2 separate regions of the Homo sapiens genome follow, and region 1 is linked to region 2. A link is an interaction called in ENCODE POLR2A ChIA-PET data of the cell type or tissue named here. Cell type or tissue: B cell. All regions are shown on one strand. Each heading gives the region's core, and the rest is flanking DNA. Links, peaks and the distances in the headings are about the cores only. Region 1 overlaps TPTEP2-CSNK1E (TPTEP2-CSNK1E readthrough). Region 2 holds the start of SUN2 (Sad1 and UNC84 domain containing 2).

Region 1 (12,607 bases), core at 3,996-8,995, 390 kb before region 2:
TAGCTAAAATGTTATTCTTCCTGCTCCATGAGTATTTTACTTGTTTACTATGCTATCCAGAAGACAGTAAACTTTGGATGTTTAGTAACATTTCCATTGCATGCAAAGCCCCAACCCCAACTTTATGGCAATACTAAACTTAAACTTGTGGTCATCATCTCAAGGAGTATAGCATGAAGACAGAAAAGGGTGGTAGAAGAGAACTGTATTTTAATGCCAGCCTGGGCAAATCATCAAACTTTGGCCAGATCTCAGTTTCCACTGCAATAAAATAAGGTTTCAGGAATGAGCATAGGGAGTAAATGATGCTCTTGTCATCCCCTCAAACTAGACACCTAGTGAGCAGATATACATTAGCAAGAGTCGCATATGAGGTTGCAAATGAACTTCAGAGGTAAGACATTTTAGTAAGATATACTTCAAAGGAGAAACACCCGAAAGACTGGGCTCCTTCCATTAATCAAAGGAAGGAGAACCTGTTTGATGGAGCCTCCAATAATGCCTCATTTTACCTTATGGCTGGAGACAAGGTAGCTCATGAGGAACAATTTTTTTTGTCCTACTGAAGCCTCCTGTGTTGGAAGCTCTTCAGGAGGAGAAGCCTCCAACACAGGAGGCTTCAGTAGGAGAAGTCTTCAGGAAGTTTCTGTCATACTGAAGCCTCCAACACAGGACTCAAATTCCACCCCAAGAGCCATGAATCCTAAGACAATGCTCACAGCCTGTGCCTAAGACTGGAGAACAAAGAGGGCAGATACTGAGCAGAACTGGGGCACTGACAATTGGCCTTTGACATGAACAGACATTTCTCAAAAGAAGACATGCATGTGGCCAACAAGCATATGAAGAAAAGCTCAATATCACAGATTAGAGAAATGCAAATCAAAACCACAATGAGATACCATTTCACACCAGTCAGAATGGCTATTACTAAAAAGTCAAAAAATAACAGATGCGGGCAAGGTTGCAGAGAAAAGGGAACACTTACACATTGTTGGTGGGAGTGTAAATTAGTTCAACCACTGTAAAAAGCACTATGGCAATACCTTGAAGAGCTAAAAGCAGAACTATTTGACTGAGCAATCCCATTACTGAGTAGATACCCAGAGGAATACAAATCATTCTACTATAAAGATACATGCATATGAATGTTCACTGCAGCACTATTTACAATAGCAAAGACATGGAATCAACCTAGGTACCCATCAATGACAGATTGGATAAAGAAAATGTGGTACATATATACCATGGAATACTATGCAGCCATAAAAAAAGAATGAGATCATGTATTTTGTGGGAACATCGATGGAGCTGGAGGCTCTTATCCTTAGCAAACTAGTGCAGAAAGAGAAAACCAAATACTGAATGTTCTCACCTATCAGTGGTAGCTAAATCATAAGGACTGATGAACACAAAGAAGGAAATAGACACTGGGGTCTACTTGAGTGGGGAGGGCAGGAGGAGAGAGAGGAGCAGAAAAGATAACTATTTGGGTACTGAGCTTAATACCTGGATGATGAAATAATATGTAAAAAAAAAAAAAAAACACCTCCCTGACACAAGTTTACCTATGTAACAAACCTCACGTGTACCTCCAAACCTAAAATAAAAGTTAAAAAAAACAAAATTGGCCTTTGATGAATGATGTTAGGTTAACCTGAGATAAAGGAAATCCCCAATCCTTCTAATCTTCCCCTCTCCACCTGGACCCACCACCTCCACCCAGGCTTGGAGAGTTAAGGCTGATATAGATGGAGGATCAATTGGCCAAAAGAGGTGAATTCTCTCCTCAAGTTGCCATTCCCTTACTACAAGAACCTCTGATCCCACACAGTCTACTAGATCTCTGGGTATCAAGGAAATGTCATAAATCTGAACTCACTTGACAATGTCACCATACAGAACCAAGTCTGACAGATTACGAAGGCATGAAGAAGTGGCTTGGGTGGCTTTAGCCCCTTAATCTGTTTGAGTGTCCCCTGAAACTATACCAAGTAAATACACAATTGAGACTTTTTTGGTTAAAAAGGTATACTATGTAAATGCAGCTTCAAGCAGTTATGTGCAGAGTTTGCAGGGAAATAACTATGACTCAGTAAATCCATACCCAGGAAAAGTACGGTTCACACTCGGGAACAACAGACAGATACTCCAACATGAAGCAACACGAAGCATAGCCTCCATGTACCTTTCCTAAAAACAATTACTCAAAGTGCTTGAGTCAGCTGAGCAATGAATCAAAATGAAGAACACAGAAATAAGGAAGATGACTTACAGAGAAAAGATGATAAATAATATAAACTCAAAATTAGGTAAGTCTAAATAATAATTGTTAATGTAGCATAAAAATGTAGCAGGTGAACAAAAGCAATGGCAACAAAAGCCAGAATTGACAAATGGGATCTAATTAAACTAAAGAGCTTCTGCACAGCAAAAGAAACTACCATCAGAGTGAACAGGCAAACTACAGAATGGGAGAAAATTTTTGCAATCTACTCATCTGACAAAGGGCTAATATCCAGAATCTACAAAGATCTCAAACAAATTTACAAGAAAAAAACAAACAACCCCATAAAAAGGTGGGCAAAGGATATGAACAGACACTTCTCAAAAGAAGACATTTATGCAGCCCACAGACACATGAAAAAATGCTCATCATCACTGGCCATCAGAGGAATGCAAATCAAAACCACCATGACATACCATCTCACGACAGTTAGAATGGTGATCATTAAAAAGTCAAGAAACAACAGGTGCTGGAGAGGATGTGGAGAAACTGAACACTTTTACACTGTTGGTGGGACTGTAAACTACTTCAACCATTGTGGAAGACAGTGTGGCGATTCCTCAAGGATCTAAAACTAGAAATACCATTTGACCCAGCCATCCCATTACTGGGTATATACTCAAAGGATTATAAATCATGCTGCTATAAAGACACATGCACACGTATGTTTATTGCAGCACTATTCACAATAGCAAAGACTTGGAACCAACCCAAATGTCCAACAATGATAGATTGGATTAAGAAAATGTGGCACATATACACCATGGAATAATAAGCAGCCATAAAAAAGGATGAGTTCATGTCCTTTGTAGGGATATGGATGAAGCTGGAAACCATCATTCTCAGCAAACTATCGCAAGGTCAGAAAACCAAACACTGCATGTTCTCACTCACAGGTGGGAATTGAACAATGAGAACCCTTGGACACAGGAAGGGGAACATCACACACCAGGGCCTGTCATGGGGTGGGGGGATGGGGGAGGGATAGCATTAGGAGATACGCCTAATGTAAATGACGAATTAATGGGTACAGCACACCAACATGGCACATGCACGAATATGTAACAAACCTGCACATTGTGCACATGTACCCTAGAACTTACAGTATAATAATAAAAGAAAAGTAGCAGGTGAAAATGTAAATAAATGATTCTGAAAGTAAAGATAATATAAAATCATGAATAATAGTATTGATTTGAATTTTTAGGCATTCTTACACTAGGATTCAAGGTGTGGAAGAAGATAGAAGTAAAGGCAGGTTGCATTTCTTATCTTTCACAGGTACAAGTCCAGTTTTATTCTCGATATTGATGGATAAAATGGTATAATTATGTTTTCTAAACATTTAAATATAAACATTGATAGACTAGAAATGGGCTTCTGACTTGCATATCAACAAAAAATGCAAGGGATAAAAACAAATCAATTAATTGCAAAATATAGACAAATTTACAAAGAAAATATCAAAGTATTTTTAATAAAGAAAAAGATGATAAATAAAACCAAACGTACCAGAAATCATAAATACAAACATATTACTCTCATACTGCATATTGAGAAATACTCTCAGATAACTTTGAAATTAAAGGCATTACATGCTATACACGAGAGACAAAAACTAAATTTAAATGACAATTCAAAAATAAAGAGATAGAGGCCAGGCACGGTGGCTCACGCCTGTAATCCCAGCACTTTGGGTGGCCAAGGTGGGTGGATCATGAGGTCAAGAGATCGAGACTATCCTGGCCAACATGGTGAAACTCCATCTCTACTAAAAATACAAAAAATTAGCTGGGCGTGGTGGTGCGTGCCTGTAGTCCCAGCTACTCACGAGGCTGAGGCAGGAGAATCACTTGAACCTGGGAAGCGGAGGTTGCAGTGAGCTGAGTGGCGCCACTGCACTCCAGCCTGGTGACAGAGCGAGACTCCGGCTCAAAAAAAAAAAAAGAGAGAGAAAAAAAGATATGAGATACTAAACCTTAAAACACTTAAAAGTTCCAATATTAATATCAAAGTTGAATTAAAAGCAAAAATATTAACTATGAACATGACTCATTTTTTATCAATAGAAGGTGGAAGCTACATGACACTAACAAGACCATGTTTAATGAAATGGGATTTGTATTGAAGGCAGGTGCTATCTCTCCCACTGGACACATTTTTCTCTTGTGCAGACTCTGGGGGTAGGGAGGTGGCCATGATGAAAAGCACGAAAAACACTGTAGTGACTCTGGTCTTCCTGCTCCCTCTAGATCACTAAAACAGGGTAAGGACAATACAGGGGGATGACATGTTCATGCTGAAAAAACTATGAGTCACTTAGGAGAAAAGTAAATTTCTACACTTTATACCTTAAGACAAAGTAAATTCAGGGCAGATATTTTATTTAAATGAAGAAAATAAATTCAAAACAGAAATTTTGGTGAATATGTTTAAAATCTTGGGGTAAGAAGGACTTTCTGAGAATAACATTAAAGGCAAAATCACAAAGAAAAGTACAGATACATTTGATTACATGAGGATGAAATGCTTTTATATAGTGAAAAGCAAGACAACCTGGGAGAAATTGCTTATATTACATAAAATAGAAAAAGGATCAATAGATTTAACTTTTCAGTCCAAAGACAGAAAAGGATAAATGAAGGTGTGTCAAAGAACGTGCATTAGAACAAATATATTTACTAATATCAGAGAAATCAATGATGGCTAGTGTTAAGTGTGGGAGGGGAGAAATGTACACTTTGCATCTTGATGTTAAAGCACATATCAGTATCAATAGCGTCACAATCATTCCCTTTGACACAGAATTTCCACTTCTGAGAATTTATAACAAGCAAATAACCAACAATATACAGAGATTTAGCCTCAAATATATTCATTTTTGTAACAGTTAAAAACTTGTAAAAAACTTAATTGTTCAGCAATATCTGACTATTAAATAAATTATATATAGCACATCTACACCATGAAATATCACACAACTGTTACAAATAATGTTGTAAGTGCACATGAATATATATTAACAAAAAAAATGATGTCATTAATAAGGTTATTTACAAAAGAATAAGTATGGTCTCATATCTGTAAACAAAAAAAGTATATGCTTGAAGAACTTAGAAGTGCATGCATCAAAGCTTAAGAATGACTATATGTGGGTAGATTTGTTGATTGTATTTTCTGATTTTCCTTTAATGACCTCTTACGTTATTTTCAGTTTTTAGAATAAAACCTATTTACAGATCTACAGAGTTTTCGAAGTATTTTTGCATGTTATTTTCGTTTTATTACTAATTTTTTACAATACAATATCCAGTACATAGATTGCATTATAGCCAGTTTACATTTGAATAATCTGAAAGTTAAAGAGGGTTAGTGACTTGCTGAGTATCAGGTGAATGAATATATGATATGCCAAAGCCAAGCACTGATTCCAGCTTTTACTATAAATCCAGTATCATCCCCCTGGTATGAAACACCAGCATTTCTCACAGGGACTATTGCAAATTCCTCCTATATCTACGTAATGAGACTTTGTAATTTAAAAATAAAATAAAATGAAAACCTGCTTTATTTTGTTTGGAGTCAGGAAAGAAGGAAATGCTTGCCTTGCTTAATCTAATTTTGTTTCAGCCCTGGGCAGCTCCATTACAGAAAACGTATAGCTAATCTGCAGACACACAGTTTAATTCAGTGGCAAATTCAGGGTAATTTGAAGAACTACTTGTATTTGCCCTCTTTGTTTCCAATCTTTGTTTAGACACCAACAGCTTACAACCATGGTGAGTTAACTTCCTCTATGGCCGTACTTCCTCTCCAGCATTGACACAAGCTGGTGAATGGTTATACAACTGGGCAAGAAAGAAGCAGAAGAAAAATCTCCTGAATATGTCTGCAGTTCAGACACAAGCCAGTTTAAGAATGTATTGTTTCATTACAGTAAGTACATGATAAAATGCCTTCAGGTCAGTGCAACAGGAAGTACTCTAGTGAGATTAGAAACAAATAAGAATAAAATCCCAATGAGCATAAAGAGGTCTTTAGTCAGCAAAATATGTTTGCTTTTGCTATCAATACTATTTGCTCATAGGCAAAATCTACAAAATTGGGAATCACACCATATCCAGTAAAAATGAGAAACGTTCACTATTGATGAGTTAAGTAGCATTCTGCATTCCTGTTTTTTTTAAAAAAACTTTTAATGGAATTAATTTCCTCTAAGAATACTTTTTACATTTTCAAGCTAGAAGAACATTTATTTCTGAATGGATGGAATTTTTTTTCAAAATAATACTTGTCTAAGAATTCAACTGGAGTAAATACGGTGTACCCTCCCACCCATACATTTTGATATCTTTCCATAGTTTCCCTTTTTCCTTCTTGCCTCAGCGGAAGCCCTGTTTAAAGATAAGAGATCCATCAATAGCTCCCTCCTTTCAAACTTCAAACTGACTTACTCATATGAAGCAACATTTTCAGCATCTCCAACTTCAAACTTGGAAAGTCGTTCTAACATTCTTTAGCCACCAAAAAAAAAAAATGCAAAAATGTATCCTTAGATATTTGCTACACAAAATAGTGATGAAAAATATATTTGAATAACAAGAATCCCATGAATCTAAAGGATATAGTAAACATGACTTAGCTCACTGGAAGACCTAATATTTAAGAAAGAAAATTACAATCATTAACCAGCAACTCTTTCCTCATGGATACTCCCAACACTGAATTTTGCATATTTTTATCTTCTTTTCTCTGTCTCTTTCTATATATATGTATATAAAGATATATAAAAGAATATGTATACAGATATATAATATATAAATAATGTGTATAGACATATCTCAAAGACATTGTGGGTTTCATTCCAGACCACTGCAATAAAGCAAAAACTGCATTAAGCAACTCACACTAATGTTTTGGGTTGCTGTGCATATAAAAGTTACGTTTACCCTACACTGTAGCCTGTTAAGTTTGCAATGGCATTATGTTCAAAAAACTTATGTACATACCTTAATTAAAAACTACTTTATTGGTTAAAAAATGCTAATGATCACCTGAGCCTTTAGCAAGTCATAGTCTTTTTGCTGGTGGAGGGCGTTGCCTCCATGTTCATGGCTGCTGACTGATCAGAGTGGTGGTTGCCAATGGTCGGAGTGGCTGAGGCAATTTCTTAAGATAGGACAACAATGAAGTTTGCTGTGGCAAATGACTCTTCCTTTCACAAGTGAGGATTAAGTGGTGAAGCCATCAGGTCCTGGACTTTGTTGAAAGCCTTTTTATTACTGATTCAATCTCGTTACTTGTTTTTGGTCTGTTCAGGTTTTTTTCTATTTCTTCTTGGTTTAGTCTTGGTAGGTCGTATGGGTCAAGGATTTTGTCCACCTCCTCCAGGTTTTCAAATTTATTGTAGAGTTGCTCATAATAGTCTCTAATAATTATTTTTATTTCTGTCATATCTGTTATGAGGTCTCTTTTCCTTGTTTCTGATTTTACTTATTTGGGTCTTCCCTTTTTCTTAATTAGTCTAGCTAATGGTTTGTTGATATTTTTTAAACCTGCTTTTTGTTGTTAACCTTTTGTAATTTTTGCCTCAAATTTGTTTATTTCTGTTTGGTCTTCATTATTTATTTCCTTTTAATAATTTGGGGGTTGGTTGGTTCTTAATATTCTAGTTTCTTGAGGTAGAATTGTTCAGTGGTTTATTTGAAAGTTTTCTAGTTTTTTTGATCCAGGCATTTATTGCTAAAAACATACTTCTTTTTTTTTTTATACTTTAAGTTCTAGGGTACATGTGCACAATGTGCAGGTTTGTTACATATGTATACATGTGCCATGTTGGTGTGCTGCGCCCATTAACTCGTCATTTACATTAGTTTTATCTCCTAATGCTATCCCTCCCCCCTCCCCCTACTCAACAACAGGCCCCAGTGTGTGATGTCCCCCTTCCTGTGTCCAAGTGTTCTCATTGTTCAATTCCCACCTATGAGTGAGAACATGTGATGTTTGGTGTTTTGTCCTTGCGATAGTTTGCTGAAAAAATGATGAGTTCATGTCCTTTGTAGGGACATGGTTGAAGCTAAAAACATACTTCTTAATAACTGCTTCTGCTCTGTCCCGTTTTGGTATATTGTGTTTCTAGTTACATTTGTTTCAAGGAATTCTTAAATTTCATTCTTAATTTCTTTCTTCACTCATTGTAACTCAAGGGCATGTTGTTTAATTTCCATATGTCTGTATAGTTTTGAATGTTCCTCTTGTTATGAATGTCTAGTTTTATTTCATCGTGGTAAGATGAGATACCTGATAGAATTTGTTGAGACTTGTTTTGTAGCCTAACATACGGTCTATCTTGGATAATGTTTCATGTGCTGAAGAAAAGAATGTGTATTCTGCAGCTGTTAGGTGAGATGTTCTGTATATGTTTGTTATTTATGTCCATTTGGTCTATGGTGGAGTTTAAGTCTGATGTTTCTTTGTTGATTTTCTGTCTAGATGATTTGTCCAATGCTGAGAGTGGGATACGAAGTGCCCAACTCTTATTGTAATGGGGTCTATCTCCCTCTTTAGATCCAGTAATATTCGCTTTATATATCTAGGTGATCTGGTGTTTGAGTGCATACATATTTACAATTATACACATATTACAATTATATTTCTTGCTGAACTGAATCCTTTATTATTACATAATAATCTTGTTTGTCAATTTTTATGGTTTTTAACTTGAACTCTGTTTTGTCTGATACAAGTATAGCTATTCCTGCTCACTTTTGGCTTCCATTTGCACAGAATATCTTTTTCCATCCCTTCATTATCAGTCTATGTGTTTCTTTACCAGTAAAGTGAGTTTCTTTTAGATAAAATATAGTTGGATCTTATTTTTTAATCCACTCAGTAAGTCTATATCCTTCATGGGGTATTTAATCTATTAACATTCAAAGTTATTATTGGTAGGTGAGGAGTTACTTCCAACGTTTTATTGTTTTCTGGTTGTTTTGTATATGTTTTATTCCTTTCTTCCTGTTTACTTTTGAAGTTGGGTAGTTTTCTGTAGTGATAAGGTTTCATTCCTTTCTCTTTCTCCTTTATGTATTGACTCTAACAGTGACTTTTAAAGTTTTGCATGTTTTCATGATGGTGGTTATCATCTTTTTACTTCCAGATGTAAAACTCCCTTGGGCATTTCTTGTAACGCTGGTCTAGTGGTGATGAATTATCTTGGTTTTTGTTTATCTGTGACAGATTTTATGTCTTCATTTGTAACGGATAGCTGTGCTGGGTATAATATTCTTGGCCGAAAGATTTTTTTTCTTTCAGAACTTCGAATATATCATCCCATTCTCTTCTAGCCTAAGGTTTCTGCTGGGAAATCAGCTGTTAGTCTAATGGGGATTCCATTATAAGTGTGTTACTTTTCTCTTGCTATTTTAAAATATCTTTGTCTTTGATTTTTCACAATTTGACTATAATGTCTGGGTTGAATGTATCTGGGGTTCTTTGATCTTCCTGGAACTAGATGTCTAGCTTTCTCTCAAGAGTTAGGAAGTTTCATGCTATTTTATTAAATATGTTTTCCTCATATTTTCTCTACACTTTTCCTTCTGGAATGCCCATAATATGAATATTTGATCAAATTAATGGTGTCCCATAAATCCTGTAGGCTTTTTTCATTCTTTTTTATCCTTTTTTGCCTGCCTGTTATTTCAAAAGACTTGTCTTCAAGTTCAGAAATTATTTCTTCTGCTTATTCTTGTCTGTAAAGCCATTGATTGTATTTTTTCATTTCATCCATTGAACTGTTTAGCTCTTAGGGCTTCTGTTTGGTTATTTTTATGATATCTGTATCTTTAGTAAATTTCTCTTTCAAATCATGTTTTCCTGATTTCATTGACTTGTCTATCTGTATTACCTTACATCTCACTGAGTTTCCTTAAGATTATTCTTTTTTCTGCCATTTCATATGTTTATGATTGGGTTCTATTACTGGATAATTACTATTTCCCTTTGTAGGTGACATGTTTTCTTGCATTTTCACGGTTGCTGTGTTTCTAAATTGATTTCTATGCATCTGGTGAAAAAGTCACCTTTTCCAATTTTATGGAGTAGGTTTACTTGTATGAATTTATTTGTATGAATGGGTCTTGGATGTCTGTTCATTGGGGTATACTGGCCTTGGTTCTACATGGATGCAGTAAGTGTAGTCTCCATGTAGTTTATTCAGCTGTGATCCACACTAGTAACATTTGCAAGTTACTCAGTGGCCTAGGTTAAGGAAGTTTGTAGTGATGGTGGTGCAGCCTTGCCAGGGGTGGGCTCACTGGGCTGTTTCGCAGGGTAGGGGTGTGTGCAGGCACACAGTGGGTCAGAAAACTTGGAGTATGGCTTTATGCGGCTGGCCATGGTGCTGTCACTCTAGCCAGGAGCATGGGGATGCAGCTGCTCAACCAGGGCATGACTGCCAGATGTGCTTTGCAGGACAGTTTCTCAGGCCCAGGATGCAGGCACACAGCTGTTTGCCTGGCCTGGAAGAATGCACTCCAGGAGTGGCCTGAAGGGCTGTTTCCCATACCTGGTATGTGGGTACACAGCTGCTCATCTGGCCTGTGGCCAGTCTGCTGGGGGGAAACTCATGGGCCAAATATATAGCTGCATAGCTGCTAAGCTGGACTGAAAATATCTTTGCCAGGGCTGGCCAAGAAGGGGGTTTCTCAGGCCTGGGATACAGTCAAATGACTTCTCAGCTGTCCCGGATGTGTGTCTGCTGGGGGTAGTCCATAGAGCTATTCTAGCTCAGGATGTGGGCACACTGCTGCTCAGCTGGCCTGGGTGGTGCCTGCCAGGGGAAGCCCAGGGGACTGCTTCTATGAGCCAGGATGTGGACACGAGGCTGCTCGGCTGGCCTAAGGGCATGTCTTCTGGGAGTAGCCCATGGAGCTCTTTCTTAGGTCCAGGACATGGACATTCATGGCTGATTGGCTGGTCTGGAGGTGCATCTGCTGGGAATGGATACAGGACTATTTCTCAGGCTCATGCAAGGTCGCACAGCTGCTTAGTTGGCCTGGGAGTGTTTCTGTCGGGGGTGGCCTAAAGGGCTGTTCCTCAAGCTGGGACATAGGTATGTGGCTGCTTAGCTGGCCTGACAGTCTGCTGGCCAGAGTAAGCTCCCAGGGTTGTTTCTTGGCCCTGAGACTTGGGCATACACAGCTGCTTGTCTCTCAGGTCTGAGAGACAGGTGCAAGGCCCACTCGGTGGTGTGCCTGCTGGGGGCAGCCTGTGGGACTGTTTCTCAGGCCCTTATTAAAGGCAGAGGGCTCCTGGGCAGGCCAGGAGCATGTCTGTGGTGGATGGGGCCTGCAAGGCTGTTTCTCAGGTCCTGAGCATGGGCTCATAGTCACTCTGTTGACCTGGGGGTGTATCAGCTGCTCAGAGGCTTAGGGGCCTCTCCCACTTGGGAGAGGGCATGTAGTGGTTTGGCTGTCTTAAGAGTGAATTTACCCTGGATGGGACTGCAGATTATTCCTCTGTCTGGAAGTGTGGTGGTGGGGGTTGATTTCCCTGCATGCATTACTTGAGTTACAGCCAGTCCTGGGACCAACCTCCACACAGCTGGGATTGTGGCTTTAACCCACCCATGTGGGCTTGGTGTACTGAAGATAAAGCTCCAGTGCTGGAGAGGCACAGTGGCTACTGCCCCCAGAGGAGGGCACACTCAAGAGATGACTCTGGTCTCAAGATGGTGCTGTGCTGCTGCAGCTTAAGTCTCTGGGGGTGGGAAGTCTTCACCTTGTACTCCTAGTCCAGGACATGCAGCTGTGTCAATTCTTGGCAATACTCCAAACTGGCCTGAGGGCTTGCAAAGACTGTGAGATTCTCCTGTTGTAAAGACTTTGTGTTTGTGATGGCAGTGGGGTGACAGGGATCTTCTGCCTACCTTCACCCTGCAATGAGAAGTCTCTCCTGTCTCTGGGCCAATTCAATCCAGATGGGGCAGAAGGGGCTGCACAGGCTGAGTGCTTCCATGCTGTGGCAACTTCCAGTCACCACAGGTGTGTCTCCACTCCTTTGCTGCACTCCAGGACTATCCCTTTGATATTCTAATCAAATCTTAGATGTGTATTTCTTGCCTCAATTCTTTCTTGTAGGGGAGATGAGCACCAGGCATCTCTAGTCACCCATCTTGCTTGATTTAGCATAATTCGTAAGGGCCCCAGGATTTTCAGAATAGTCAATGATTGTTGGCTTCAACTTAAAAGTCACCAGCTTCATTAGCCCCTAACAAGAGAATTGGCCTGTGCTTTGAAGATGTCAAACCATGCGTTGACT
Region 2 (12,607 bases), core at 2,739-7,738:
AGTCAGGGCGCGGGCCGCGGACCCGGGTGGAGGCTGGATCCGGCCCAGCACGTCCCGGAGAGGAGGAAGCAGGCCTGGCGGCGCGGCCCCGCCCGAGTGGCCCGACGGTGACCCGGGGTCAGGCCGGGCCGCGGCCCCCCAACCCTCTCCTGAGCTCGCCCGCACTCACCTGCTGCCGCGGCGGCTTCTAGCCCGGCCGGGGGCGTCCGAGGCCAGGCCGCCGCCGGGGCGCGCCCCCTTTCCGCGTGGGGATCCCGCGGGCGGCGCTCCGCTCAGGGCGACACAGCGGCCGGGCCCGGGGCGCGCGGGCACGCGAAGAGCGGCGACGCGGGACAAGGCGGGCGGGCGGACAATGCGGCCGGCGGAGGCCCGCGCTGCGCGAGTGGGGCCGGGCGGCGCGCGTGTGGCCGACTCTGTATGTGTGCGCCTGTCAGTCAACGCTGACAGGCCGCAGCCCATTGGTCAGGCCCCGCCGGCCGTCACCGCCCACCGCCGCCACCCATTGGCCGGTTTGAACACAAAGCCCCGGCTCGCCCCGCCCTCGCGTGGGCCCCGCTGCCCTGCGCGCTCAGCCTAGGAGTCCGCGCGTGGGAGGCGCTGGGCGGGCGGGGACCCCGGGCTGCGGGAGGACGCGACGGGAGCCTGTGCTGGGGCTCGGGCTCAGCAGGGCACTGGACTCCCGATCTGGCGGCTCAGAACACCTGAGACAGCTCTGAGCGCTCCCACGCGCGCCTGCAGCCTGGTTCACCAGGCCGGCGTCCGAGGGGAGGGTGGGAGCCCTGGGAGCGGCAGCGCGCGGGTGGCCCTTGGTGCACTCTCGGTGAGGCTGTCGAGGGCTTGCTCAACACCCGGCACCAGTGCCGTTGTCCTCTTAGCCGGCCATTTCTACACCCATTTTTCAGACAAGGAAACAGGTTGCTAATTTGGGGATTCCAGACATGCTGGGAGGCCCTGCCTCTTCCCAAGCTTTACCCAGAGCACCCAAGTTTCACGACAGCTCTTCTATTTTTTGTTTGTTTTAAACAGATTTTCTATTTTATTTAAATAGAGACGAGATCTCACTATGTTTGCCTAGGCTGGTCACGAACTCCTGAGCTCCAGTGATTCTCCCGCCTCGGCTTCCCAAAGTACTAGGATTACAGGTATGAGCCACCGCGCCCGGCCAGCTCTTCTGTTTTAAGGACGGTGCTTGCTGCACTTGAGCTGTGGGAAGGCAGGGCTGGCCACTCATTCTTCTACCTTACTCAGACTTGGAACGAGTGCTCAGCGTTTGAGTAAAATGCTGCCTGACTCCGGGGGTCCTGTTCCTTGGCTCCCCATCCGCCAACTGTACAGATAGAGCAGGTGCACAGCTTGGGATGAATCTCTTTCTGTGCCAGCCCTTCTAAGGGCAGATGAACAGTCGTTATTTTACTTTTAAAGTACCAAGAGGAAACGAGACAAGAATGACAAAATCACCGAGGCAGGAACAGGAAGGCTGTGGGGTCGGAGGATTGAGGAAAGGCAAAACCCTCATGCTAAAGCGGCTTCAGCCCAACTCCAGACAAGAACAGTCCCCTTTCCTGGGCCTCCATTGCCTGCTCTGGAAAGAGAAGAGTCTCCTGCTCTTCCACCCTCCTGGAGACCACGGTGCTGGCCATTATCACTCCTAGGTTTAGACTGCAAGCTCTTTGAGGACATGGACAAGCTCTCCAGAGCCTGGTACCGAGCCTGGCTCTGGTCTGAGTGTCTGCTGGATGGAGCAATGAAAGGAGAATTCAAATCAGACGTAGGGGCAGCATCCAGGTAGGGGAAGGGCCTCTCTGACTCCTCATCTCTGGGATGCGCAACTCCAGAATTCTGTCCTAACCACTTCTATGGAGTTGCCACATCCTACCTCCTCCATTGCACAGCCTGCTTCCCCCTCTCCGGGGGTCCTGGCAGACAGGGGGGTCTGGCCTTGCTGGGGTCGGGGGGGAGTCCAGGTCCCCTCCCAGGATGTGCTGAGTGGATATGTGAGGCTCATGCCCACAGGCTGACTGAAGGCAGGCCCCTCTTAAACTCTGCATCCTCTGGGGGCTGGGAGCAGGCAGAATAATGGTCGCTACAGGAATTCGGTACTAATGCTTGGAATCTGTGACTGTTATCTACATGCAAAGACTTTGCAGATGTGACTAAAGATTTTGAAATGAGATTATCCTAGATTATCAGGGTGGGCCCTAAGTGTAACACAAGTAACCCTTTAAGAGAAAGATAGGGGCTGGGCACTGTGGCACACGCCTGTAATCCCAGCACTTTGAGAGGCTGAGGCAGGTGGATTGCTTGAGCTCAGGAGTTTGAGACCAGCCTGGCCAAATTAGTGAGACCCCCCCCCCCCACCACCCATCTCTAAAAAAGAAAAACAAAAAAAGAAAATAATTAGCTGGGCATGGTGGTGTGTACCTGTAATCCCAGCTACTCAGGAGGCTGAGGTGGGAGGATAGCTTGAGCCTGGGAAGTCAAGGCCACAGTGAGCCAAGATCAAGCCACCACACTCCAGCCTGGGTGACAGAGCAAGACTCTGTTTCAAAACAAACAAAAAACCAAAGAGAGGCAGAGAAGACGAGCAGAGGGCAATGTGACCATGGAGGAAGAGATTGGAGTGATGAAGCCACAAGCCAAGGAATCAGAATAATAATAAGTGTCCTGTGTGCCACACCAATGAGCTCTGTGGCCTTGGACAAGTCAATGGGGCTCTCTGGCCTTCATTTTCTCTTGCATGAGGGTCACATGGGCAAAGGACTTCTGAACTACTTCATCCCAAAGGGGTTTTATCACCATGATCTTTGCGGGGAGACGGGAGGAGGTTGGGCCCTTGGTTTGTCCTGGACCCATCATCTGTCAGGTGGGCTTCTCTGTGCTGCCAGAGAGCAGGGCCTCCCCTCTAACACCCCACGTGATGGTGGAATGTGCTGTGTGCCTGTCTGCCTCCCCCATGGACACTGGACAGTGACAGGTCGTGGTGGGTGTTCAGCGTCCTATGAACACGAGTTAAGGAAGAGCCTCCAGTCACCTGCCTGCAACCCAGGCCAGCTCCACATCTCCCTCCCTGCTGTCAGCATCAGTCAGCAGCCAGGGTGTCGGCGTCTGTCATTTAACCATCACAGGCAGGCCTTGGCGGGGGCGGGGGACTTTCATGTCAGGCATTCTGGCTGCAGGAACTCGCTTGGCAGCTGTCAGAGGGCGGTAACCTCAGGGGAGCTTGGCGACCGACCCTCCCTCCAACTCCCGGGGGCTGTTTCTCTGCACCCTTGGGGATCTGATGTGGGCTCCCTATTCCACCCCACCCAGTCTGGTGACAAAGGCTGCGTATTTACAGAATCTTTCATCCTAAGAGCTCAAAGAGCTCCATCACCAGGTGACAACCGCAGTTAAACTCATTTTATGGAAGAAGGCTACTCTGAGGAGTGCAGGCGTGGGATCCAGGTTACAAAGTGGGTCAGCTAGGGTGCCAGGAACACAACGTGGGTCCCTGACTGAGGGGGACAGTCTTAGGCATGCAGAGATTTGGCCAGACTCTTATGGGTGACTGTGCCTTAGTCACCTCTGTCCCCCACACCTATTACAGTACCTGGCTCCTAATAAATGCTCAATAAACGTTCATCGAGCGACTGCCTGACTGCAGCTTCCCAGTCTTAAATCACCAGCTCCCCAGTGTGGTTGCAGACGCAGATCTCCTGCAGGCCTCACCTGCACTCCTGGGGCCTCACCCCAAGGCCTCTCCTACTCCTGAGCCCTTACTCAGGCTGTGCCTCAGCCTGGAACGCCTTTCCTTGTTTCTCTGCCTGATGACATTCTAATCTTTTGGCCGGGTGCAGTGATGAATGCCTGGAATCCCAGCACTTTGGGAGGCCAAGGCAGGCAGATCCCCTGAGGTCAGGAGTTCGAAACCAGCCTGGCCAATATGGTGAAACCCTGTCTCTACTAAAAATACAAAAAAATTAGCTGGGCATGGTAGTATATGCCTATAATCCCAGCTACTTGGGAGGCTGAGGCAAGAGAATTGCTTGAACCCGGCAGGCAGAGGTTGCAGTCAGCTGGCACTCGGTAGGTGTAAGCTCCAATTAGCCGTCATTGTCACCAACACCCTGAGCACAGTAGCTGGCTGAGTGTGTGCTGCCCACATGGAGGAAGGCCTGAGCTGGCTGTACACTCACAAGGGAGGCTGGGGCAGCGCTGGAGCTCCCGAGGGCACCGATCCATGGGCCAGAACTCAGGGGCTGACATAGCCTGCTTGCCCCATGTCCAGGGTGTTCCTCCTGGACTCAGCCTCTTCATACATCCACCAGGTGCTCCACCTTCTGTGGGGACATTCTGGGCCAGTGGTCCAGAGAGCAGGCTTGGAATGCAGACACTCCTGGTGAACGACGTGGGCAGGTTTAACCTTTCATTGTCTTGATGTCCTCATCTGTAAAACGGGGATGATATCAATGTGTCTGTGTCATGGGAGCTCAGTACAGTGCCTGGCCCTGGGCAAGGATTGCTAACTGTCACTAACTAGCAATCAAGGCTATTTTTTTTTTATTTATAAGCATTTATTTATTTAGCAAATACTTACCGCTTGCCTGTTCTGACAATGTAAGACATGCCCCTGCCCTCCCGGGGCCCACTGTCTGGTGGAGAAGGCAGTCATGTGAGCCGATCATCACAACACTTCAGACTCGTGCCCAGGAGGGACACAGGGCTCAAAGGGACCCAGTGTGACTTTCATGGGCCCCCTCCTCCAGAAAAAGTATTAAGTATTGTGTTTTGCAACTATGTCAGTATCCACAAGCCGGCTAGGTTATATCCATTTTTTTCCCTTCTGATTAAACAAATAATTAAAACATTTATGTCGGCCCCTGAAAATTCATGGCCCTGGCCCTGGGCCTGCTGTGCCTAGTGGAGAGTTGGTCTGGCCCTGACTCTCGTAACCAGACTTGGGGAGTCAGAGAAGCTGCTGGAGAAAGAGACCTCTGGAGAAAGAAAGGGCAAGAGGAGGAGCCGGGGACAGAGGGGACAAGAGTACCAGGCAGAGGGGATAGCAGCGAGAGCGCTCAGCTCACTGGTGGGGAAGCTGCCAGATGAACCAGGCCCCCTGCGTGGAGACAGCTGGCAGAGCCGCCTCTGGCCATCCAGCCCTGTCACTGCAACCTCCAGCTCTGTCCCTTGGGCTAGCTGGAACGCCATAGCACAACCCGAGTGCCCCCGACCCCAGTAAAAACTCCCCGGTCTACCCACCTCTCCCTCCTGCAGGGCTGCAGCCCCCAACCCCTGCTCTGGTCTTGGCTTTTTTGTCTGTAGAGCAGGGGGAGTAATTGTCCTGCTCCCTTCCCTGCCAGGTGTCTGTGGAGGCAGAGGAGGTGGGAGGACCCTCTAGGCCTTCAGTTCTCACAGCAGTGTTGCTGTGGGTGTGGCCTGTGTGCTTCCCATGCAGGGACACTCAGCACCCAGCTGTCAGCACTGCAGCCTGTACGCAGTGAGTCACTGAGGGTGGTCCCCAGGGAAGCCGGAGGGCTGGTGGGCCTTGGTTATGGCTGAGGGCATTTGAACCTGGGACCCCAGTTCATTCAGTCCTCCTTTGTGCCCACTGCCCCTCCCCCAGTGCCTCTGTTTCCCTGGGGACGGTGCTTCCCGACAGCCAGAGGGATCCAGGTGTAGGGAGTCTGGGTGGGTGGCCTTGATGGCACATAGCTGCATGTGGGCAGCTGCCCAGCTCGGCTTGACTCGGCTCTGCAGTCAAGCACGTCGGGCGGCACCTCCCAGGGCCCTGTCCATGCACCTGTGCGTCATATGCAGGACGGCCTGCGGCTGCCAGCCCGGGGCCTCAGGGGCTTGAGACGCAGGAAGTGGCTCTGCGGTAGGGCATAGTGGCCAGGAGCTGTGGGCTGGAGAGGGCACCTTGTTGATGCTGAAGGGAGGGACGGTGGGGCAGGATCAACTGAGCCATGGACCAGGGCTGTCCCCTCCCCTCCATGTCCAGGAGAGGCTCACCTCCAGGTGGGTGTGAGAAGGTGAGAGTGTGTGTGAGTGTGAGTGTATGTATGAGAGTGTGTGAATGTGTGTGTGTATGAGTGTGAGTGTGTGTGGGGAGTGTGTGTGAATGTGTGTGCGAGTGTGTGAATATGTATGTGTGTGTGGGGTAGTGTGTGGGAGTGAAAGTGAATGTATGTGTGCATGTATGTGTGCGAGTGTGTGTGAATGTGTGAGAATTGTGTGAATGTGTGAGAATTATGTGTGTGAATGTGTGCATGTTTGTGTGACTGTGTGCAAGTGTGTGTGTATGAGTGTGAGTGTGTGTGGGGAGTGTGTGTGGGGAGTGTGTGTGAATGTGTGTGTGCGAGTGTGTGACTGTGAATGTGTGAGTGTGCGTGTGTGAATGTGTGAGAATTATGTGTGTGAATGTGTGTGCATGTTTGTGTGAATGTGTGAATGTGTATGTGTGTGAATATGTGTGTAAATGTGTGTGCATGTTTGTGTGAATGTGTGTGCAAGTGTGTGTCTGTGTGTGAACTGATGCCTGCTCTGGCGACCTCTCCTCTGTTCCCTGGACTGGCTTCCCGAGCTTGGGCCACACGGGCTCTGAGGGTCCCCTGGGTCATGGTCTTCCCTCTCTTCTTTGAGTCTGGGGTGCTCGGAGCTCCCCTGTTTTCGCCTCCTTTTCTGTGCCCAGGTTCTTTTCTCGGTGACCCCATCCTCCTCTGTTTGATTCTCAACGGCTTGGCTCTTAGGGCCAAGGTGGCTGCGGTGATTTGTAATTCAGGCAATTTCTTAATCTTCTCCTTCTGGCCTCTCCCCAGGCCAGCCCCCACCCCTCCTCAGCTCCCTCAGCGCCAGGTTCCTGCCCCCACCCCATGCCCACCCAAGTCCTGCCCAGGACATGCTTTTTGGATCCTGTGCCCCCCTCTCCCTCCCACAGGCTCAAACCGTTCCCCCTGGGACCCCCTTGGCACAGCCCCGCCTCCTCCTCCAAGACAGACGGGCCTTCTGCCCCCATGGGGCCTCTTGCTACGCTGTCCTCTTCTCCAGTGAGCTTCAATCCCTGAACTTGACTCTGGATGGTTTCTGCAGCTTCCTGGCTGCCCCCTCCCCTCCTCTCCGCTCCAGCCTCCACAAAGCTGCCAGGCGGATGTTCCTGAAGCAGGGGCTGGACCCGGCCACCTGCCTGCAGCCGATCATCCGTGCATGGCTCATCAGCCCCACGGCCAAGTCCATGGCCTGGAGGCCCCCGTGACACGGCCTCTATCTGCCCCTCTGCCTCATGGCCTCCCCTCCCCTCCTTCCCCGCTAACTGTGTAGAAAAGAATGAATGTAGCAGGCTGGAGACAAAGGCCTGCTTGCAAGGCTGGCCCTGGGCTGGCATCTGGGAAGCTGGATTTTGGGAGGATTCCCACCATTCCCTAAGAAGACCAGCTCACAGTGCCAGAACTGTTTCTACACACAGTGTGTCCACGATGCACGCCGGCTTTCCTTCTGGGGGGCTGGAATTCCGGTACGTGCCAGGCAGAGGGTGCCCATGAACCAGCCCCTGGGCTGAACCCCGGGCACTGAGTCTCTTTTGGGTGTCCCGTGTTGTCACCACTTGTTCTGGAGGAATTGATTACATCCTGGTAACTCCACTGGGTCCGCTGGGGGAAGATTTTTTTTCTTTTTTTTTTTTTTTTTTTCGAGACGGAGTCTCGCTCTGTCTCCCAGGCTAGAGTACAGTGGCCCAATCTCGGCTCACTGCAAGCTCCGCCTCCTGGGTTCACACCATTCTCCTGCCTCAGCCTCCCGAGTAGCTGGGGCTACAGGCGTCTGCCACCACGCCCAGCTAATTTTTTTTTTTTGTATTTTTTGTATTTTTAGTAGAGAGTAGAGACGGGGTTTCACTGTGTTAGCCAGGATGATCTCGATCTCCTGACCTTGTGATCTGCCCACCTCGGCCTCCCAAAGTGTTGGGATTACAGGCGTGAGCCACCGCGTCTGGCCTTTTTTTTTTTTTTTTTTCACCTTTAAGCTCTGTTGGACTTGAGGGGAAAAGATTCTTTTTTCTTTTTTTTTGAGACAGAGTCTCGCTTTGTCGCCCAGGCTGGAGTGCAGTGGTACAATCTTGGCTCACTGCAACCTCCGCCTCACGGGTTCAAGCGATTCTCCTGCCTCAGCCTCCCGAATAGCTGGGATCACAAGCATGTGCCACCACACCCAGCTAATTTTTGTATTTTTAGTACAGACAGGGTTTCGCCATGTCAGCCAGGCTGGTCTCGAACTCCTGACCTTAGTTGATCCACCAGCCTCGGCCTCCCAAAGTGCTGGGATTATAGGCATTAGCCATCGCGCCCAGCCAGTCCAAGGCTTCTTGACCAGGGCAGCTGAGGTGGAGGCTCCCCCACCTTCTCTCATTTTTCATTATTAGCCTCGCGAGCGTGTTATAAACAAAGGCTGATTTTCACGCAGTCTTTGGGGAGTCCTCCTGTCTGTGAAGCAGAGTGACCCTGAAGGTCAAGCTGGCGACAGTGGGCAGGAGGCCTGGCTTGGTCCACGTCCGATGGCAACACTACTCCACCGGACAGGGGTTGGGGACACTCCTCCTTCCACACTCTTGTGCTGGAAAAGATGCCAGGCTGGGCAGCTGGGGAAAGAACCCCAGGCAGCTGAAAAACAATCCCGGCTTTGGCTGTTGGAAACACCCCCAGCTTTTTTTTTTGTTTTGAGACGGAGTCTCGCACTGTCATCCCGGCTGGAGTGCAGTGGCGCAATCTTGGCTCACTGCAACCTCCGCCTCCCAGGTTCAAGTGATTCTCCTGCCTCAGCCTCCGGGGTAGCTGGGATTACAGGCTCCCACCACCACGCCTGGCTAATTTTTTATTTTTATTTTTGTATTTTCAGTACAGACGGGATTTCACTATGTTGGCCAGGCTGGTCTTGAATGCCTGAGCTCGTGATCCACCCACCTCAGCCTCCCAAAGTGCTGGGATTACAGGCGTGAGTCACTGTGCCCGGCCGGAAACACCCCCTGCTTTTTAGTCCTTGGGGTGGACGATGCTGTCCCAACCCTCAGGAAGGACGCTGGGTATCGGGGCCACAGGGATCTCTAACTGAAGCCACCCTGGCCTCAGCCTCAGTGACCCTCTGCCCTGGTGAGAACTAGAAGGGGACTGTCCCTGCAGCAGGATGGCCACCCCGACCCCACCAGCCATGCCTCAGGTGTGGGAGTGGAACCTCGTCCACAGAAGCTGCCCCTTATGCGTTACAGGACCTCATCAGCCACCCACCTCTCAGAGGACAAGAGTGTTTGTGGGGTTACTACGAAGGTTAAATGAAATTATTTTTATTTCAAATGATTTTTAAAAAATCATTTAAAATATTATGACTTGGCTGCGTGTGGTGGCTCATGCCTGTAATCCCACCACTTTGGGAGGTCAAGGTGGGCAGATCACTTGAGGTCAGGAGTTCGAGACCAGCCTGGCCAACATGGTGAAACCCCATCTCTACTAAAAGTACAAAAATTAGCCGGGCGTGGCGGTGGGCGACTGTAATCCAGCTACTCGGGAGGCTGAGGCATGAGAATCACTTGAACCCAGGAGGTGCAGGTTGCAGTGAGCCGAGATCATGCCACTGCACTCCAGCCTGGGCGACAGAGCAAGATTGTGTCTGAAACATAAATAAATAAAATAAAATAAAATAAAATAAAATAAAATAAAATAAAATAAAATAGTATGACTCAATGAATAATCTGTGCCGCACATTTTAGCATCAAGAAGGGGTGGGGCTGAGTATCCCTGGGCCCTCCCCAGGCCTAAGACTCTGAGTCTGTGTCTAAAGTCCTGGGAACCTCACTTGTGGTGGTTCATAGACATCACCAGGTCATGGACGGTGACAGAGGACAGAACACCCCAGGGGAGGCTCTCACCTGCTCTCTCAGCGCTCAGGAGAGACGAAGAGGGGTTTCTGTTCACCTCCAGACACAGGTGCACACACACCCCACACAGACACATACAGAGATACACAAAGACATAGACACACATACATTAGAGACACACAGACACACTTGGATACATCGAAACACACACACACACAGACTCCTGAGGAGCTCTGCTAGGCCTTGGGACCTTGAAGGTTCCTGGAGAAAAGGTAGGAAAGGGGCTCCCCCAGGCCACTTGGGGTAACAGTGGGGGGCTCACCATGTAGCCCTTGCAGCCACTGTCACCCTGGAAGTGCTCAGATTGGGAAAGGCTCTGTCAACCTGGGGAAGGGGCCACAGGGGACTCCAGTGGGGCTCAGTGGGGCTCAGGGGCCACCCAATGAGCTGGGAGTCAGTAGCCCCTGCTCTCATCCAGTGCTCTAGGACAGGCTACAGGTAGGTGGGCTGGTTGCTTGCCAGCCATTCTGACCAACTACTCAAAGCCCAAACCTCTCTGAGCCTCACTGGCCCACAGGTAGAATGAGGAGGTGGCCAGACAGCAGTTTGCCAGAATGTTCCCTAAGATCTGAGGACAGGATCCCTGCCGACTCCCCCTACTTCGACTAGAGCTGTTCTGCTCTGGTTGACACACTGGGGTTCCCTGGGCAAATTGATTTGAAAAAAGGGATTCTGCTGCCACAGAAAAAACAACAACAACAAAAAAAAGACAACTGGCCTGGCCAGCTGCCCTGTGACTCACCCTGGCTTGGCGCCTGCCACCTGTATCCAGGATGAGGATGAGCAGCGGGAATCCTTCCGACCCAGGCACAGCAGGCGAGTCTGTCTCCCCCTAGGGGCAGCTGGGAGAGTCATGGGCATAGCTTGGCTGAGGAGCTCCGGTGGACCCGGGCCCACCCCAGTCTTGGGGCAGTGGTTGGCCAGGCTGGGCCCAGGGAAGGGGGATTGATGTCTCATAGGCTCGGGTCTCGTGGAAAGGCCGAAGGGCTGTCAGCAGACATGGCCCCATGTGCACCCTGAACTCAGGGAAGGATGTTGGCTCAGTCCATATTCCTCTCTGGGCCTCTGTTCTCCAAGAGAAGGGCATGGCCATTGACTGCTTTCATTATCTTGTGCCAGGCATGGGGTTCCCAGTGAGTGAGACCCCGCAGGGCTGTCCTCTGGTGCAGAGAAGAGGGATTTGTGGGGTCACACCAGGACTCACATAATCACGTAATGTCCTTATAGTCTCTTTAGTCCTGCTTCAGGTCGCTCCTCTTTTTTTTCTTTTTTTTTTTTTTTTGAGATGGAGTTTCGCTCTTGTTGCCCAGGCTGGAGTGCAATGGCGCGATCTTCGCTCACCGAAACCTCTGCCTCCCGGGTTCAAGCCATTCTCCTGCCTTAGCCTCCTGAGTAGCTGGGATGACAGGCATGTGCCACCACGCCTGGCTAATTTTGTATTTTTAGTAGAGGAGGGGTTTCTCCATGTTGGTCAGGCTGGTCTTGAACTCCCGACCTCAGGTGATCCACCTGCCTGGAACACTCCCAAACATAGCTAGCTGCATGGCCCATTCCCTCCCTGGCCCTCTGCTCCGGAGTCCCACTGACGTCAGGATACCCTGGCAGAGGGCAGGGGCACTCATGCTAGGCCAGGGATGGCCACTGCTGGTCCTGGGTGGAGGGGCCACCGCGGCACGCCTTCCACAGCCCCAGGGACACCTTCCAGACAGACCATGGGCGCAGCTTCACCTCCCGGGGCTTTCGCTCCTTTACCTGCTAAAAGTGGGGTAGTGACGTCTGCCTTGAGGGGCTGTGGATAGGCCACAGTGAGAACATGGCTCAGGGCTGTGCACATGCCCACCTCCCTTCCTCCCCTGGCTTCCTTCCCCAAACAGCCCACAGGCAGGCCATTCTACAGTTGGGGGAAATGGGCCTGGATCCCTCAAGAACACGAGGCTTTGAGCCTGCTCTGGACTTACTTGTCTGCTTGGCCACATTAGCTGTATGATCCTGGCAGCGCACCTGGCCGCTGTTTCCCCGCCCTGCCTCCTCAGGTGCACCCACAGCTGTACGCGGTTCTAGAGGGACGCTCCTGGGAGGGGGTTGTTTTTTGAGGAGGAGGGGGCGGTACGGAGCAGGCCAGGGTCCCTTTTCAGGGTGACTGTAGGCTTGCAGGGTGGGGTGGACTCTGTTCTATAGGTGACACTCCCAGCCACAAAAAGGATGCCAAGAGGGGCTGGCCCTGCCTGCATTTTCCCTAAACGCAGATGCTGGGGCCTGTGCATCCTACAGCGGGTAGGGAGCCCCCTTCCCCTGCAGGGAGCTCAGAACTGCCCCACTTTAGGCAAACCTAAGTGAAGAATCCGAAGATGCTGTGGAGGGAATGTTGGAGTGTTCCCCAGAGCTTCCCCATCCAATTCCATTATCTTATCCCCTGGGGGAAGAGGATGAACCAGTCACTCCCACGAGCTCCCAGAGAGGCACCCAGCATGGACAGCAGCACTGGGGCAATGAGATTTGGGCACCCAGGTGGGAGCTCTTGGAATAACCTTCTGAAAGGAGGGGCCTCGGAGTGTGGAGGCAAGAGCAGTGGGAGGAAGAGGTGGGTGATGATTGCCAATGGGACCACCAGGTCCCAGGTGTCTCCCTGGACAGGACCTGAGCACCTTCCCCTCTGCCCTCAGGGGCCCTGTGAGACCGGCAATACTGAGCGGCAACATGGGGTGAGCT

What was found. Peaks named below come from ENCODE experiments on the same cell type or tissue, not always from the same donor. Only the 100,000 strongest peaks of a DNase experiment are listed, where the experiment ranks them.
Region 1: POLR2A ChIA-PET joins it to region 2 with 5 read pairs; 1 of 35 experiments calls an interaction of 5 or more read pairs at or near these places.

The regions. Positions count from the first base shown.
Region 1 is chr22:38,363,245-38,375,851 of GRCh38, forward strand. All of the region lies in intron 3 of TPTEP2-CSNK1E (TPTEP2-CSNK1E readthrough), which reads right to left. It also overlaps the pseudogene TPTEP2. Among named protein-coding and RNA genes, the nearest start is that of TPTEP2-CSNK1E, 29 kb to the right of the region's middle. In B cell, for the core only: no CTCF peak of the experiment used is centred there; a DNase peak (open chromatin) is centred at 6,097; H3K27ac peaks cover 1,643 bases.
Region 2 is chr22:38,755,594-38,768,200 of GRCh38, forward strand. SUN2 (Sad1 and UNC84 domain containing 2) reads right to left here and starts at 405. Exons shown (of 18, transcript NM_015374.3): 1 at 170-405. RefSeq lists silencers at 1-128, 239-788 and enhancers at 1,547-1,686, 4,623-5,447, 5,278-5,327, 5,928-5,977. In B cell, for the core only: no CTCF peak of the experiment used is centred there; DNase peaks (open chromatin) are centred at 3,118 and 5,618; H3K27ac peaks cover 765 bases.